Linked DNA regions of Homo sapiens: region 2 is linked to region 1. Evidence: read pairs that join two places in POLR2A ChIA-PET (ENCODE). Cell type or tissue: CD4-positive, alpha-beta T cell. All regions are shown on one strand. Each heading gives the region's core, and the rest is flanking DNA. Links, peaks and the distances in the headings are about the cores only. Region 1 has its middle 28 kb from the start of IL6ST-DT. Region 2 overlaps ANKRD55 (ankyrin repeat domain 55).

Region 1 (2,812 bases), core at 46-2,545:
AAAACGTTAGACTGAGTGTTAGAAGAGATGAATTTAAATCCCAGCTTTATAAGTGATGAGCTAAGTGGCTCTTGGGAAGTCACCTACTCTTTCTAAGCCTGAGTCTCCTTATCTCTTTACCTGTAAGGAGTTGTAGCATACCTCTCCTAACATACAGGAAAACACATACACACAAACACATGCCACCAGTTACCATCTACTCTCACGAGTATTTTACCAAATAAAAACATTTAACACCAAAAAAAGGAAGAACAACAGAATTTCAGGATGACAATTGGCAAATATACATGCACATTTCCTTTAAGGCCTGGTGAAAACTGTCACTTACTAAAGGACCTTTTGGAAACTACTGAACTAGATCATCTCTAAGGTCTTATCTAGACCCTCAAGTTGGGTGTGGGGCATCTGAACACTGGATAGTAGTGAGATGATAGATTTGGGGGTGTAAAGTTATTCATTAATCTATTCATGTGTTAAATCAACAAATATTTATTGAATACCCACTATGTGCCATATATTTAAAAGCTGGGATATATCAATGAACAAAATAGACAAAAATGCCTGTCCTCACGGTACTTATATACTGGAGGGAAGAGACAGAAAACAAGTAGTAAACATAAAACAGAAGGCAATTATAGGCTGGGCGTGGTGGCTCACGCCTGTAATCCCAGCACTTGGGGAGGCTGAGGTGGGCGGATCATGAGGTTAAGAGAGCGAGACCATCCTGGGCAACGTGGTGAAACCTCATCTCCACTAAAAATACAAAAATTAGCTCGGCGTGGTGGCGTGCGCCTGTAGTGCCAGCTACTTGGGAGGCTGAGGCAGGAGAATTGTTTGAACCTGGGAGGTGGAGGTTGCAGTGAGCCAAGATTGCGCCACTGCACTCCAGCCTGGCGACAGAGCAAGACTCCGTCTCAAAAAAAAAAGAGGCAATTATATACAGTGTACTACTTTGGAAGATGCTGACTGCCATGGAAAACAAGAGAAAGCAGAGCAGGCAGGGTAGGCAGGGAGTCTGGGGACATTTTTCTGGTCACAGCACAGCAAGGAGCACTGGATCTCATTAACATGATAGGCACATTTTTTGGCTTCTACTTATTGCCTCAAACCTAGCCATGAGTAAATTGATTAATTTAGAAATTTATTACTTATTTCACATATTTAATATCTCTAATGCAGGGTTGTTGTAGATCATAGTAATTAATTCAGCTTGGGAAATTGTCACTGAGTTATTTATTTAGAATAACAGCTTGTGATTTTATTAGCGGTGTATCTGATTTTGAAAATGCCTTAATTCAATCAATTGATTAATCATTTATCATTTAGTCAATAAATATTTATGGATTGCTTGTTATGCAGAAGGCTGAATTATATGTGCATGTATTAAAGTTATAGCTATAGAATTATTAAGTCTAGAATTCCTGAGTGTTTATAAAGGTGGAATTAGGTGCTGTGAAGTATTACAGAGTTAAAAACGGCAATATTTTTAACCCAGAGAATATAGCGTATTTGTTTGCTAATTTGCTTTAGAATTATCTAAGAACAGGTTAGTTGATCTCACAATACTTCTCTGGTAGATAGGGTAGCATATTTTCCTTATTGCATATGTAGGCAGACTTGAGATTCCAGGAAGTTAGATGCCTTATCCTTAGTCACTTAGGGAGTGTAGTGTCGATATCGCAACGAGGACCTTAGGTTTCAGGGGTCGTTGTTTAGCAATATCTGATCTTGAGCCAGTTGGTATAAGAGGACACATACCTTTGGTTCCTGATCTCTCTGGGAGACGGGGGTCCTTTAATGTGCCCACCCAGAGCTCCCCTTCCACAGCACCCACCTCTTTCTGGATTCTACATCTTTGATGCCAAAAGGCCTCAGATTGCAAAAATTATTTGGTGCTTCAGGTCTTCTGTCTCAGCGAATGGGGTTCAGGCCTCCCTCTGGTCTAGGTGTTGGCAAGTACAGAAGGAAGGTGGAGGGGTAAGAAAGGGGGCAGAGGAAAAGGCCAAAAGAGAAACTACCATGTTCATTTCAGCTCTTTCTTCTTCCTGCAGCTCGCAGCTTACTAATTATTCTTCTCCTTCCCAATTACAGAAAAAAGAGAAAGGATCATCATAAAGAGATTCTAGAAATGTGACCTTGACCATTTAGCTTTTGGGAATGACATGTCTAGCCTTAACTTTTGGACATTTTTAGCTAGCAATTTTCAACTTGGTTACAAAATGAGCAGAAGAAGTATTATCCTATGAAGGATATTTTTTTTTTTGAGTCAAAGTCTCGCTCTGTCGCCCACGCTGGTGTGCAGTGGTGTGATCTTGGCTCACTGCAACATCTACCTCCCGGGTTCAAGCAATTTGAAGGAGATGTATTAAAAATACCTGAAGGGAGCCAGGCATGGTGGCTCATGCCTATAATCCCAGCACTTTGGGAGGCCAAGGTAGGCAAGTCACTTGAGGTCAGGAGTTCGAGACCAGTCTCGCCAACCTAGTGAAACCCTATCTCTACTAAAAATGCAAAAATTAGCCAGGCGAGGTGGCGCATGCCTGTAATTCCAGCTACTTGGGAGGCTGAGGCAGGGGAATCGCTTGAACCCAGAGGCAGAGGTTTGAGTGAGCTGAGATCATGCCACTGCACTCTGGCCTGTGTGACAGAGTGAGACAAGACTCCGTCTCAGAAAAACTTAAAAAATAAAAACAAAATAAAAATAACTGAAGGGAGGTTGTCAAAATATGGATCTCCCCCGTCTCCCAGGATCTCATTCTAGCAAAAGTTCTCAGTCTTGGCTACATATTAAAATCACCTGGAGAACATTCAC
Region 2 (2,812 bases), core at 116-2,615, 110 kb after region 1:
GCCACCTAGACAACAACTTGCTCATTAGGTCTGATCATTTGTGTCCCCATTTGCTGTAGAGGCTGACCACCAAGAAACTGACAGAGTTCATCTTAATGTTAAAGAAGTGACTATGATGAGTACTGATTGGTGGCGCAGTGATGCACTTAAAAAGCTTGTTTCGGGGTAGGGCCAAGGAGCAGGGGGCTGAGAATTTGTCCCAGGGAGCCTGGGAAGCAGAACTGTCTGAGCAGAGGCTACAGTCTTGTATCAGACTTCGTTTACAAAAACAATTAAAAGATAAAGTGAGAATTTCCAGATGGGGACTACAGAACATTATGCCTTAAGCACAGGGTCCCATCTGAGTACCAGACCCTCTGTGGCTGCACTGGTTACATATCCATAAAGCAATCTCTGGCTACAAACTTTTTCTTTCTCTTCCTATCATCTTCCCTTTTGCGTCTTCTTCCTCCATCCATCTTTCCTTTGTCTAACAATGATTTTAAATAACTTTGACCCATTGTTTATATTCTATGGCATGCCTGTCCTTAGAAGTCAGCTAAAGCTTACTTAGGTGACTTAGAAGTCACCTAAAGTTTAGGTGAGCACACCTAAGCTTTCATGCCTTTATCAACTTTTCTATGTTTGTTTCACTTCATGCTAGTTAGACATACATCGAAGGAGTCTGAAATACATTTTAGATAGTCAAGAGACACTTTTCTTTAAAAGCAGTAGCCATTCAATAAGGAAAATAGAAGCAAAAAGAGTGTCAGCACAACAATTCTTTTTTGTTTACAATTTCCTGGAAGAGTAAAGGAATTCAAGCTGTCAAGGTGGTTCAAAGGCCAAAACACCCTGTTCATAGTTTCCCCTCTTGGTAGAAGAAGAAGCATTAAGTGCAGATGGAGAAAACAAAACCCCACACTCGTACTCTCTTCCTTTCGCCTCCCTCGCCCCTGGGGTGGAGTCATTCTGGAAGTGGTAAACTGAAATAGAGGCTGCTGCTTCTGGGATCCTGCCAGCCAGTCCCAGGCAGCAGGTCTCTTGGTAGCTGGGGTACTGTTGACAGCCTCTCTGGATAAGTAAAGACAGACTCCATACCTTTACTCTTTTCCTTTTGTCCTAAATTCTCCAAACAATTCCTTTGTCTCTATACCTGAATCTCACTTATAGCACCATTGTTTGTATTTTACTTTTCTTTGTAAGAAGATCCTCCCAGGAAGAATGGTGACAACTGTATTTACTGTGTGATCGTCTGGGCCTGGCACCTTTCTAAGCCATTTCATGTACTAACTCATGAACAACAATCCCACAAGGTTGGTACTATTATTGTCCTCATATTGTACAGGAGACAATGAAGGCATAAGGGATTAAGAAATTTGCCCTCTGTCACGGCTGAGAATGAGCAGATCCAGGATTGACTGTGGAGGCATTGGACTTCACCACTATACTATTCTGTCTGTGATTAAAAAGAATGGTCTATTAATTTGATCCTGCATGTTCATACTGGAGGAACTAAAGTGAAAACTGTTTAGACCTACATCAGTACCAGTGACGTGTGCCTCACCAACTGAGACCTCCTTTACAGTTAATCTTTGGGTACTTTAAGAGTTTCTCCTAGTAAGGTTTCCATGGTGCACCCTCAGGAGAATTTCAGGGAGCCTTAGAAAACACTAGTTTGTAAGTCAAGGCCCTGGATCACTTGCCTCCTGGTGACAGAATTCCCTTCTTAACAATCTAGACTGTGTGTCAGCCAAAAATATGCTTAGGCCTGGGAGGTAGGGAAAGTCACAGAGACCAGGAGACACTAGACAAGAAGAAATGGGACTGTGGTCCAGGTGGGTCCTTAGGAAGAATCGAGAGTAGGTTTACATTGGGTAGAAATGTTATTAAATAGGGAAAGAAACAGTATTGTACATATCCTATTCTTAAGGAGCTCTAGAATTCTACACTGAGCTGCCAGATGATGATTGTGAGTTTGTTTTTGTTGTATTTATTTGTTTTTGTTCATGAGTAATCCATAACATTGCCTTCATGTATTCTGAAAATGATTGGGAACTGAGTCCTAGTCGTTTTCTCTTTACCTGTCATGAGTGGGGAGAGTTGGGGAAGCCTGACTCATAAGAAGACTTGCCAAGAAGAAAGTCGAGTTAATGTGTAATAATTTTGCTACGGGCAGATTGATAAAACAACAACAACAACAATAAGATCTCAATATCCTAACTGTAGACATTCTAGGTGACCTTCAAAGGAGTCTAGTGGGCGATTTAAGACTAGTTGCTTATTTGCTAACATATGTCTAAGGAATATGTTCTATGGTGGTTTCTTCTTGGCAGGAACTCCAATCTCCTTCCTTCTCTTGAACACTGGGATGTGTTTGCATTGCTTGTCTTGTGATGGTGACCATATAAAGCAGAGGCCAGTGCTTTAGCCTCTGTGTTGCAGCCGCTTATCCCTCCTAAAAAGCTGGGAGGTTTTGTGATGTGAGAAGATGATCCTGGCTCATCGGTTGGAGCCAGACATGTTAGACTAGAATGGAGACAAAAGGAACATCTAGAGTCTATTCCATGTGAATGTTTGAGGGTTGAGGGTCTGGGGCTAACTAGAGAAAGAAACGTGCCTAATATCCCTGGCTTAGAATCTGGACTGCCTTCATGGTTAGCCCCTTTGGACCAAGCTTTTAGTTGGCCTGGACTCCAGAGGCTGCCAAGCCCAAAAGCCTGGGGCTGCCTCTTCTGGAGAGAGAGCAGAAGATAGAAATAGTGGGAGGGGGAAAAGGTACCTTTTTTTAATATACCAGAGCACTCTGTTCTTCTTAATAAAGTCTGTCCTC

What was found. Peaks named below come from ENCODE experiments on the same cell type or tissue, not always from the same donor. Only the 100,000 strongest peaks of a DNase experiment are listed, where the experiment ranks them.
Region 2: POLR2A ChIA-PET joins it to region 1 with 5 read pairs; 6 of 35 experiments call an interaction of 5 or more read pairs at or near these places.

Annotation. Positions count from the first base shown.
Region 1 is chr5:56,021,862-56,024,673 of GRCh38, forward strand. No RefSeq gene overlaps it. Among named protein-coding and RNA genes, the nearest start is that of IL6ST-DT, 28 kb to the left of the region's middle. In CD4-positive, alpha-beta T cell, for the core only: no CTCF peak of the experiment used is centred there; no DNase peak of the experiment used is centred there.
Region 2 is chr5:56,127,428-56,130,239 of GRCh38, forward strand. The region is part of intron 7 of ANKRD55 (ankyrin repeat domain 55); the gene reads right to left. LOC101928419 (a long non-coding RNA gene) reads left to right here. Exons shown (of 2, transcript XR_241794.2): 2 at 1-2,812. Among named protein-coding and RNA genes, the nearest start is that of ANKRD55, 100 kb to the right of the region's middle. In CD4-positive, alpha-beta T cell, for the core only: no CTCF peak of the experiment used is centred there; no DNase peak of the experiment used is centred there; H3K27ac peaks cover 2,456 bases.